Regions from separate parts of the Homo sapiens genome. Here region 1 is linked to region 2. Evidence: read pairs that join two places in POLR2A ChIA-PET (ENCODE). Cell type or tissue: B cell. All regions are shown on one strand.

The links. Peaks named below come from ENCODE experiments on the same cell type or tissue, not always from the same donor. Only the 100,000 strongest peaks of a DNase experiment are listed, where the experiment ranks them.
Region 1: POLR2A ChIA-PET joins it to region 2 with 5 read pairs; 20 of 35 experiments call an interaction of 5 or more read pairs at or near these places.

Annotation. Positions count from the first base shown.
Region 1 is chr19:18,264,540-18,269,539 of GRCh38, forward strand. IQCN (IQ motif containing N) reads right to left here. Exons shown (of 4, transcript NM_001145304.2): 2 at 4,927-5,000; 3 at 1-2,987. The coding sequence starts at 4,939. Among named protein-coding and RNA genes, the nearest start is that of IQCN, 7.4 kb to the right of the region's middle. In B cell, no CTCF peak of the experiment used is centred here; DNase peaks (open chromatin) are centred at 212, 1,392, 1,932, 2,462 and 3 weaker places.
Region 2 is chr19:18,354,314-18,359,313 of GRCh38, forward strand. It overlaps PGPEP1 (pyroglutamyl-peptidase I), which reads left to right. Exons shown (of 5, transcript NM_017712.4): 3 at 1,582-1,698; 4 at 3,070-3,302. Among named protein-coding and RNA genes, the nearest start is that of PGPEP1, 16 kb to the left of the region's middle. In B cell, no CTCF peak of the experiment used is centred here; no DNase peak of the experiment used is centred here.

The sequences.
Region 1 (5,000 bases), 90 kb before region 2:
CAGGAGAGCACCCAGCTCACCCTGACACAGGGCCTGGCTCAGAGCCACCCACTCCTCCTCCGTCAAAGCCTTGCTAAGCACCTCGGCCAATTTACCCTGCATGACCTTGGTGAGTTCCGCCCGCAGCTCGCCCCGGGACAGGGCTCGGGACAGGGTCAGGCGCAGCTCACTCCAGGACAGCGCCTTCACCAGCGCCATGCTCAGCATGCTCTGGGGCAGGGCTTTGGTGACAGTGGCACCCAGGACCTCCTTGGACAGGGCCTGGTTCAGAGCTGCCCAGACTTCTCCCTGGGAGAGGGCTTTGGCCAACAGAGTGCGGAGATCCTCCTGGGATGCCAGCACACCAGCTACTTCAGCACACAAGGAGGCCAGCAGGGAGCCTACCGTGTCCTCCTGGCAGGGCACCGCCTGGCCGGGCATTGATGGCTGGGCACGTGTGGCTCCGTTGTCTCCCCAGGACTCAACGTTGCATGTGGAATGGCCGGTGGGTGCCATCGGCGGCACCAGCATACCCTGGACCTCACAGGCTGCCGGGCATGGTCCCCCCTGAGTGGTCTTCCCCGGCACGTGTCCGTGGGGCTGTGGCTGGGTCTGTCTGTCCTCTGGCTTGGCCCAGGGTGGGGCGCTGAGGCCACCGAGGCGCTGGCAGGCGTGGTTGGACACCTTGGACCCTGTTAGGAGCACCTGGGAGTGGGTGTTGCTGCTGAGATCAGCAGCCTGGTGCGCTGGGATGAGGCACGTGGTTATGTCTGTGATCGGCTGCCCCCGGGACTGCGTCTTGGTCAGACAGGTGGCTAGAGGCGCTTGGGACTGGACCTTCACGGCACCTGTGGCCAGATGTGTCTGGGAATGCATCTTGCTCAGACAGGTGTCCAGATGGGCCAGGGATGGGGTCTTGGTCAGCTCAGTGGGCAGATGTCCCTGAGATGAGGCCTTGGTCAGCGGGGCGGCCAGTGGTCTCTGGGACAGGCAGGGTGGATGTCTCTGGGATGAGGCATTGGTCAGTGGGGCAGCCAGCTGTCCCCGGGGCAGGGTGACAGCCATGTCTACAGGCACATACACGTGAGGTGGCTTGTCCCCTTCCTCAGCAACTTTTGTCCAGGATGGAGCCCCAGCCATTTCCACTGCCACACTGGTCTTAAATGCCATGTCTGTTTTCGCCTGTTTCTGGGTGCCAGTCTTGATTTTCTCGGCTTCCAAAGGAAGCTCAGCTGCAGCCCTGGGGACCCCAGTTCCCGGATGTGGTTGAGCCAGGCACCTGATCTTCCCCTCAGCCAAATAGGAGGGGGATGAGGCTTTCACCACCTTTGCAGCCTGCTTCACATTCACGGTGGCCTTGGCCTTGGGTGGGTTCTCATGGATGGAGCCTGAGGTGTTGGGAGTTCCGGCTGCTACCGCCACTTGGGGTGGAGCCTTGACATTTGCCACTGTTGGAGAGGCCAGACACAGAGTCTTGAGGATGGTGGCCACCGAGCGTAACTGGGCTGGGGTCTTGGTTATCATGGCTGGCAGGCGGGTCTGGGGTGAGGGCTTGGTCACCCCAACTGGGCTCCTCTGGGATGAAGTCTTGGACATTGTGGCTGACAGACATGTTTGCAATGGGTTTTTGGCTGGGGTGGTGACCGGGTGCATCTGGGGTGGGGTCTTTGCCATCGCAGGCCCCGGGCATACCTGGGGCAGGCTCTTCATGATGGAAGCCAGAAGGGAAACCTGAGGTCGGTTCTTTGCCGTGATGGTCGCAGGGCATGTCTGCCGTGGGGTGCCAGTTCTGGAGGCTGTGGGGTGTACCTGGATCTTGGTCATTGTGGGCATGGGGCATGTGTGAGGTGCAGTTTTGGTCACTGTGGGCCCCGGATACATCTGGGCTGGGGTCTTGATTATTGTTACTTTGGGAACTGGGCTAGTCTTGGGTGGGGTGGTGGTCATCGTGGACGCTGGATATGTCTGTGGCAGGGTCACGGAGACCACTGGATATGTCTGGAGTAGAGTCTTGGTGATCATGGGCCCTGGACATATCTGGAAGGGGGCTTTGGGGGTCTCTGCTTTCACAGGGCCCTGGGTTTGGGCTCTGGATGGTCTCGTAACTGCCTGGTCATACCTTCTGGACAATGGTGTCTCCGGAGCCCTGGCTTTGTTGGTCCGGGCACTTACACGTTTGGTCTTCACTGAGTCACCCTCTATGTGGACGAGGCAGGTGCTTCTGATGGTTCTGGTCAGCAGGCATGGCTGGCATTTTGCGTCCAGACTCACTGGGCAGGGAAATCTGATGGTGACCGTCTGGTGTGGCAGGAAGGCCAGCCCCCGGACTCTGGCAGCATGAGGACCCTGCACACAGGGCTCTGGGGTACCCTGAGCTGCTGGGGGCTGCAGGAGGGGGGACGACTGGGGTCTGCAGAGGACCAGATTGTCACAGGAAGGGAACTGGGTCTCCTTGTTCACCATGATGGGCGGGGACAGAAGGCGGTTCTCTTCCGGATGCTGGAAGCGCACCTGCTGTGGGGCGTGATAAGGTATGTCCCCCTCCTCCGCCCTCGTTTTCTTTACCAACGACTTGCTGGAGTGAAGGATGTGTCTCTTGTTGAAGCGCCGCCAGGCCTCCTGGATGGCCTTGGCCGCCATCATCTGGGAAATCAGCTTCTGCCGGAGCCAATAGCCCCTCCAGTTGGCTTGGATGAGCGTGGCTGCACGGGCGTGCATCATGTCCATCTCGTCTACCAGGATGTTCTTGAAGGCCTGGCTCTCGACCACAGCCCGGAGGCGTGGGACGCGGCGGGACGCCGTCTTGCCTTCGGCAGGCTGTTGCGGAAGATGCTCCTTGGACTTGAGGCCCTCGTGCTGGGGCTGTGGAGGCGCTTTCTCCATTTTGTCCAGGAGACTGGGGTGAGCGGGGGCTGGAGGATGCACCGCCCACTGGGTGACAACTGGCTCGTGAACTGTAGCTAGGCGGCCGGCTGCATTGCCTTGATTACCGGACAGGTCAGCTCTGCCTGTGGGGGCGGCAGGGGGTGGTCAGGGTGTAGCAGGTCCTGCAAACAAGAGGTCTCCTGGCTGGGGTGGACACTGGCCCCCCAGGCCCAGATCTTGTTCCTGGCACGTTGCGATCTTCCGCCTCCCTTTTTCCATCCCTCCCTCTCCCAAGTGGTCTTTGCCATCCTTATATCCACCTCTCATCACCCTACGGCCACTTCATCTTGGCACACAGTGTATGACACCTGAATGCCCGACCACTTACCTGCTTTTCTTTTTTCTTTTCTTTTTTTTTTTTTTTTTGAGACAGAGTTTTGCTCTTGTTGCCCAGGCTGGAGTGCAATGCTGTGATCTTGGCTCACCACAACCTCCGCCTCCTGGGTTCAAGCGATTCTCCTGCCTCAGCCTCCCGAGTAGCTGGGATTACAGGTGCACGCCACCATGCCTGGCTGGCTACTTTTCTGTATTTTTAGTAAAGACGGGGTTTCACCATGTTGGCCAGGCTGGTCTCGAACTCCCGACCTCGGGTGATCCACCTGACTCAGCCTCCCAAAGTGCTGGGATTACAGGTGTGAGCCACCGCGCCCGGCCTGCTTTTCAAACTTTATCTTGGATGTACCCTGGGTTTAGCACTGATCACAATGTTTTGGAAATTTCCTGTTTGCCTCTGTGTGTGTGTGTGTGTGTGTGTGTGTGTGTGTGTGTGTGTGTTTGAAAAAGAGAGAGAGAGAAGTGTGGTGGGGGAGATTATTTGCCTCTCCCCATTGATTGTGAATCCTAGAAGACAGAGTCATTTCTGTGTCCCCATCTCAGTCATAGAGCTTGGTTCCAAGCTGTGAATGGGTAGGTATTGGGTGGGGGGGGCATCTTGACTGATAAATGGTGAGTGGATTGGAAGTTGGATGGACAGATAGATACAGGACTAGATACTGAATGGATGAATCAGTCGATGAGTGAATGGTAGATGGGTTGGAAAGACAGATGAAGGTTTGGATGAATAGGTAAATAAAGCTGATGAATAAAGTGTTAAAGGCAAATTGGCCCGGCACGGTGGCTCATGTCTGTCATTCCAGCACTTTGGGAGGCCAAGGTGGGCAGATTGCTTGGGGTCAGGAGTTCGAGGCCAGCCGGGCCAACATGGTGAAACCCGTCTCTACTAAAAATACAGAAAAGTAGGCCAGGCACAGTGGCTCATGCCTGTAATCCCAGCACTTTGGGAGGCCGAGGTGAGCGGATCACAAGGTCAGGAGTTTGAGACCAGCCTGGCTAACGTGGTGAAACCCCATCTCTACTGAAAATACAAAAATTAGCTCGGCATGGTGGCTCGTGCCTGTAATCCCAGCTACTCAGGAGGCTGAGGCAGGAGAATTGTTTGAACCCGGTAGGCAGAGGTTGCAGTAAGCCGAGATCGCGCCACCTCACTCCAGCCTGGGTGACAGAGCAAGACTCTGTCTCAAAAAAAAAAAAAAAAAAAAGAGCCAGGTATGGTGGCATGAGCCTGTAGTCCCAGCTAGTCGGGAGGCTGAGGCAGGAGCATTGCTTGAACCCGGGAGGAGGAGGTTGCAGTGAGCCAAGATCACGCCATCACACTCCAGCCTGGGCAACAGAAGTGAAACTCCGTGTCAAATAAAAGGAAAGAAGGAAGGAAGCAAGGGAGGGAGGGAAATTAAAGAGAGCTGGAAAGACTGGTGAAGAGATAACCCAACAGGAGGTAGACTGATGGGTGGATGGGTGGGTGGGTGGATTAGGGGATGGGTAGGTAAATGGCATATGGAAGGATGGAAAGAAGGAAGAAAAAGTGGTGACTGTGGCTTTCAGAAGTAACTAGGATGCAGAGAGAGCTGGGACACTGTCAAGCCACCCTGATGCATAGCCTGGAGCACAGCACACTTGTTTGGCAGAAGCCCCTCTCTTCAGGTTGGACTAGCCAGACCCCTTGCCCATAGACCATCTTCTTACCTTGAAGGGTCATAGATTTGGAGGAGTAGCAGGAGAAGAAGGTGCAATCTCAGAAGCCAGCCTGCAAGAGGAGG
Region 2 (5,000 bases):
TGAAACCCCGTCTCCACTAAAGATAGAAAAAATTAGCCGGGTGTGGCGGTGGGTGCCTGTAGTCCCAGCTACTCGGGAGGCTGAGGCAGGAGAATGGCATGAACCCGGGAGGCGGAGCTTGCAGTGAGCCGAGGTGGCGCCGCTGCATTCCAGCCTGGGTGACAGAGTGAGACTCTGTCTCAAAATAAAATAAAATAAAATAAATAAAAGACTCTGTTGCAGGGCACAGGGTCTCACCCTGCTGCCCAGGCTGGAGCGCAGTGGCACGATCATAGCTCACTGCAACCTCAACCGCCTGGGCTTAGGTAATCCTCCCATCTCAGCCTCCTGAATAGCTGGGACCACAGGTGTGCACCACCATGCCCAGCTAATTTTTAAAGTTTTTGTAGAGGCCAGGTCTCACTATGTTGCCCAGGCTGGTCTCAAACTCCTGGGTTCAAGCGATCTTCCAGCCTCAGCCTCTCAAAGTGCTGGGATTACAGGCATGAGCCACTGCACCCAGCCCCATTTCTAAAATAATAACAGTAATAGGATAATGGCAGCCAATGTCATTTGAACACTTAAAATATGCCAGACATGGTGCTTAGAACTGTTAGCGTGAGTGAGCACATTTAATTTTGAAAGCTATCCTGTGAGGTAAGTCGATACTTTTTTTTTTTTTTTTTTTTTTTTTGAGACGGAGTGTTGCTCTGTCACCCAGGCTGGAGTGCAGTGGCACAATCTTGGCTCATTGAAAGCTCTGCCTTCCAGGTTCATGCCATTCTCCTGCCTCAGCCTCCCCAGTAGCTGGGACTACAGGCACACGCCGCCACGCCCAGCCAATTTTTTTGTATTTTTAGTAGAGATGGGGTTTCACTGTGTTAGCCAGGATGGTCTCGATCTCCTGACCTCGTGATCCGCCTGCCTCGGCCTCCCAAAGTGCTGGGATTACAGGCATGAGCCACCGCACCTGGCCTTTTTTTTTGAGATGGAGTTTCGCTCTTGTTGCCCAGGCTGGAGTGCAGTTACGTGATCTTGGCTCACTACAACCTCTGCCTCCCGGGTTCAAGTGATTCTCCTGCCTCAGCCTCCTAAGTAGCTGAGATTACAGGTGTGTGCCACTGCACCCAGCTAATTCTTGTATTTTTAGTAGAGATGGGGTGACACCATGTTGGCTAGACTGGTCTCGAACTCCTGACCTCAGGTGATCCGCCCACCTTGGCCTCCCAAAGTGCTGGGATTACAGGCCTGAGCCATCAGGCCTAGCCTGATACTCTGTTATTCCCATTTTACAGATGAGGAAACTGAGACTCAGAGAGATTAAGTGGATTGCCCAAGGTCACACAGGCAGGATTGAGTCCAAGGAGCCTGGGATTTAACCCCAGGGACCATAGAATCATGTCACCTTCCATAGAGATACAGAGAGACTTTGAGGCAAGAGGGTGGGGAAGGAAATGAGGGGCTTTGAACTAAATCAACACACACCCTTGCCATCCTGCAGAATGAGTCTGGAGAACGCCTGTTTGTTTCACCCCCCAGAGAGCGCATTATCCCCATAGCTGTCATCTGGGGCCATGACACTCCCACTCTCCTCTCTTCCAGGAGCTAGAAAAGCTAGGCCTTGGCGACAGCGTGGACCTGCATGTGTACGAGATTCCGGTTGAGTACCAAACAGTCCAGAGACTCATCCCCGCCCTGTGGGAGAAGCACAGTCCACAGGTGAGTGGTGCCAAGGGGCGGCACTTCCTCATCAGGACTTACAGGTTGGCACCCTTCATGTGGAGGACTTAGGTGGCTTTGGTCCTGATCAGATCACGTGACCAATGCCATACAGCCTTGTCCTCAAAAGGGCTTTTCAGGCCGGGCATGGTGGCTCATGCCTGTAATCCCAGCACGTTGGGAGGCCGAGGCAGGTGGATAACCTATACTCAGGAGTTCGCAACCAGCCTGGGCAACATGGCAAAACCCTGTCTCTACTAAAAATACAAAAAATTAGCCGGGTGTGATGGTGGGCGCCTGTAGTTCCAGCTACTCGGGAGGCTGAGGCAGGAGAATCGCTTGAACCCGGGAGGCGGAGGTTGCGGTGAGCCAAGATTGTGCCACTGTACTCCAGCCTGGGCAGCAGAGCAAGACCTGTCTCAAAAAAAACAAAAAAACCCAAAGGGCTATCCAGGCCAAGGGTAGTGGCTCATGCCTGTAATCCCAGCACTTTGGAAGGCCGAGGCAGGAGGATTGCTTGAGTCTAGGAGTTTGAGACCAGCCTGGGCAGCATAGTGAGATCCCATCTCTACAAAAAAATTTAAAAATTAGGCATGATGGTACATGCTTATAGTCCCAGCTACTCAGAAGGCTGAGGCAGGAGGATTGCTTGAGCCCAGGAATTTAAGACTGCAGTGAGCCAAGATTTTTATGCCACTGCACTCCAGCCTGGGCAACAGAACAAGTCTCTTAAAAAAACAAACAAGACCAGGCATGGTGGCTCACGCCTGTAATCTGAGCACTTTGGGATGCTGAGGCGGGTGGATCACCGGAGGTCAGGAGTTTGATCCCAGCCTGGCCAATATGGTGAAACCCTGTCTCTACTAAAAATACAGAATTAGCCAGGTGTGGTGGCGCATGCCTGTAATCCCAGCTACTTGGGAGGCGGAGGCCAGAGAATCGCTGGAACCCAGGAAGGGGAGGTTGCAGTGAGCTGAGATCGCGCCACTGCACTCCAGCCTGGGCGACAGAGCAAGACTCCATCTCAACAAAGAAACAAAAACACTGCATTGGCATTTTAACACTTGCATAGCAGCTCATTATTTATTGAACTAACTCCGCTGGATGGCTAGTTAACTTGTTTGCAGTATTTGATTTTGATAACAAGAACAGCTGCAGTGAACAGCCCTTCATGTTTCAAATTCTTGCCTGTCTTACATGGCATACCTTTTTCCAAGAGTGACTGCAGGGTCTATTCTAGCAGCAAGAGGTCAGAAACAACACAACCCCAGGCAGAGCTCATTAAGGATGCTGCCTTTTCCCTGGCCTCAGGGGGACCCCTCTGAGTCCCACGGGCAGGCCATGTTAAGTCCTGCCCCTGTCTGTGTGCAGCTGGTGGTGCATGTGGGGGTGTCAGGCATGGCGACCACAGTCACACTGGAGAAATGTGGACACAACAAGGGCTACAAGGGGCTGGACAACTGCCGCTTTTGCCCCGGCTCCCAGTGCTGCGTGGAGGACGGGCCTGAAAGCATTGACTCCATCATCGACATGGATGCTGTGTGCAAGCGAGTCACCACGTTGGGCCTGGATGTGTCGGTGACCATCTCGCAGGATGCCGGCAGGTAGGGCCCTGTGGGGTGGGAGTGAGTGGGGATTTCCCTCCTCCACCCACTGAGCCTGGTGTAGAACAAGCCAAGCGTGTTGACCTTGGCCTCTTTGGACCAAGCACTCAGTGTATACTAGGCACAGAGCCAAGTATTTGTACGTAGCAGGTGCCGTTGGTTCTGCTCCTGGGACTCATGGATCTGCCCACTTCTCCCCACCATCACGGTCCCCACCAAGGCCCCCAGCATCTCCCACCTGGACACTGCCCCAGCCTCCATCTCAGTCTTCCTCCCTGCTGCCTCCACCCCAACCCAAGCAGTCAGTTTCTGTGTTAATTTCCTGGAGCTGCTATAACAAATACCCACAAACTGGGTGGTTTCATATAACAGAAATGTATTGTCTAACAGCCTTGGAAGTCAGAAGTCCAAGGTCAAGGTGGTAGCAGGACTGGTTCCTTCTGGAGGTGCTGAGGGTGAGTCTGTCCCAGGCCTCTCTCCTGCAGCTGGTGGCTGCTGGCCATCCTTGGCTTGTAGACACATCGCTCCAGTCCCCGCCCCTATCCTCACATCACTTTCTTCCCTTTGTGTGTGGCCGTGTGGTCTTCTTATTAGGACACCAGTCATTATATTTAGGACTCATCCTAATCCAGTATGACTTTTTTTTTTTTTTTTTTTTTTTTGAGACGGAGTTTTGCTCTTGTTGCCCAGCCTGGAGTGCAATGGCGTGATCTCAGCTCACTGCAACCTCCACCTCTTGGGTTCAAGCGGTTCTCCTGCCCCAGCCTCCCAAGTAGCTGGGATTATAGGCATGCACCACCACGCCCGGATAATTTTATACTTTTATTAGAGACAGGGTTTCTCCACGTTGGTCAGGCTGGTCTCGAACTCCCGACCTCAGGTGATGCACCCACCTCTGCCTCCCAAAGTGCTGGGATTACAGGCATGAGCCACTGCGCCCAGCCGACCTCATCTTAATTTAACTAATTACATCTGCAAAGATCCTCTTTCCAAATAAGGTGACATTCTTTTTTTTTTGAGATGGAGTTTTGCTCTTGTTGCCCAGGCTGGAGTGCAATGGCGCCATCTCGGCTCACTGCAACCTCCGCCTCCTGGCTCAAACAATTCTTCTGCTCCAGGCTACCAAGTAGCTGGGATTACAGGCGTGCATCACCAGACCCAGCAAATTTTTTGTATTTTTAGTAGAGATGGGGTTTCACCATGTTGGTCAGGCTGGTCTCGAACTCCCGATCTCAGGTGATCCACCCTCCTCAGCCTCTCAAAGTGCTGGGATTATAGGCATGAGCCACCAAACGTGGCCCAAATAAGGTCACATTCTGAGGTCCCAGGTGAACACGAATGTTGAGGGAGATGATTCTATTGCAAAAGGTCTTTTATAAATTTAAATCAGGGCCAGGCGCAGTGGCTCATGCCTATAATCCTAGCACTTCGGGAGGCCAAGGCAGGAGGATCGCTTGAGCCCAGGAGTTCAAGACCAGCCTGGGCAACATAAGGAGACCCCATCTGAACAAGTAAAAAAAATAGCAGGCTGAGACAGGAGGATTCCTTGAGCTTGGAGTTCAAGGCTGCAGTGAGCTGTGATAGCGCCACTGCACTTCAGTCTGGGCAACAGAGCAAGACCCTGTTGGCTCTAAATAAATAAATGCATGTGTTCCTTTCCTAGACCTTCCCTATGGCTCCCATTGCACATAGAATAAA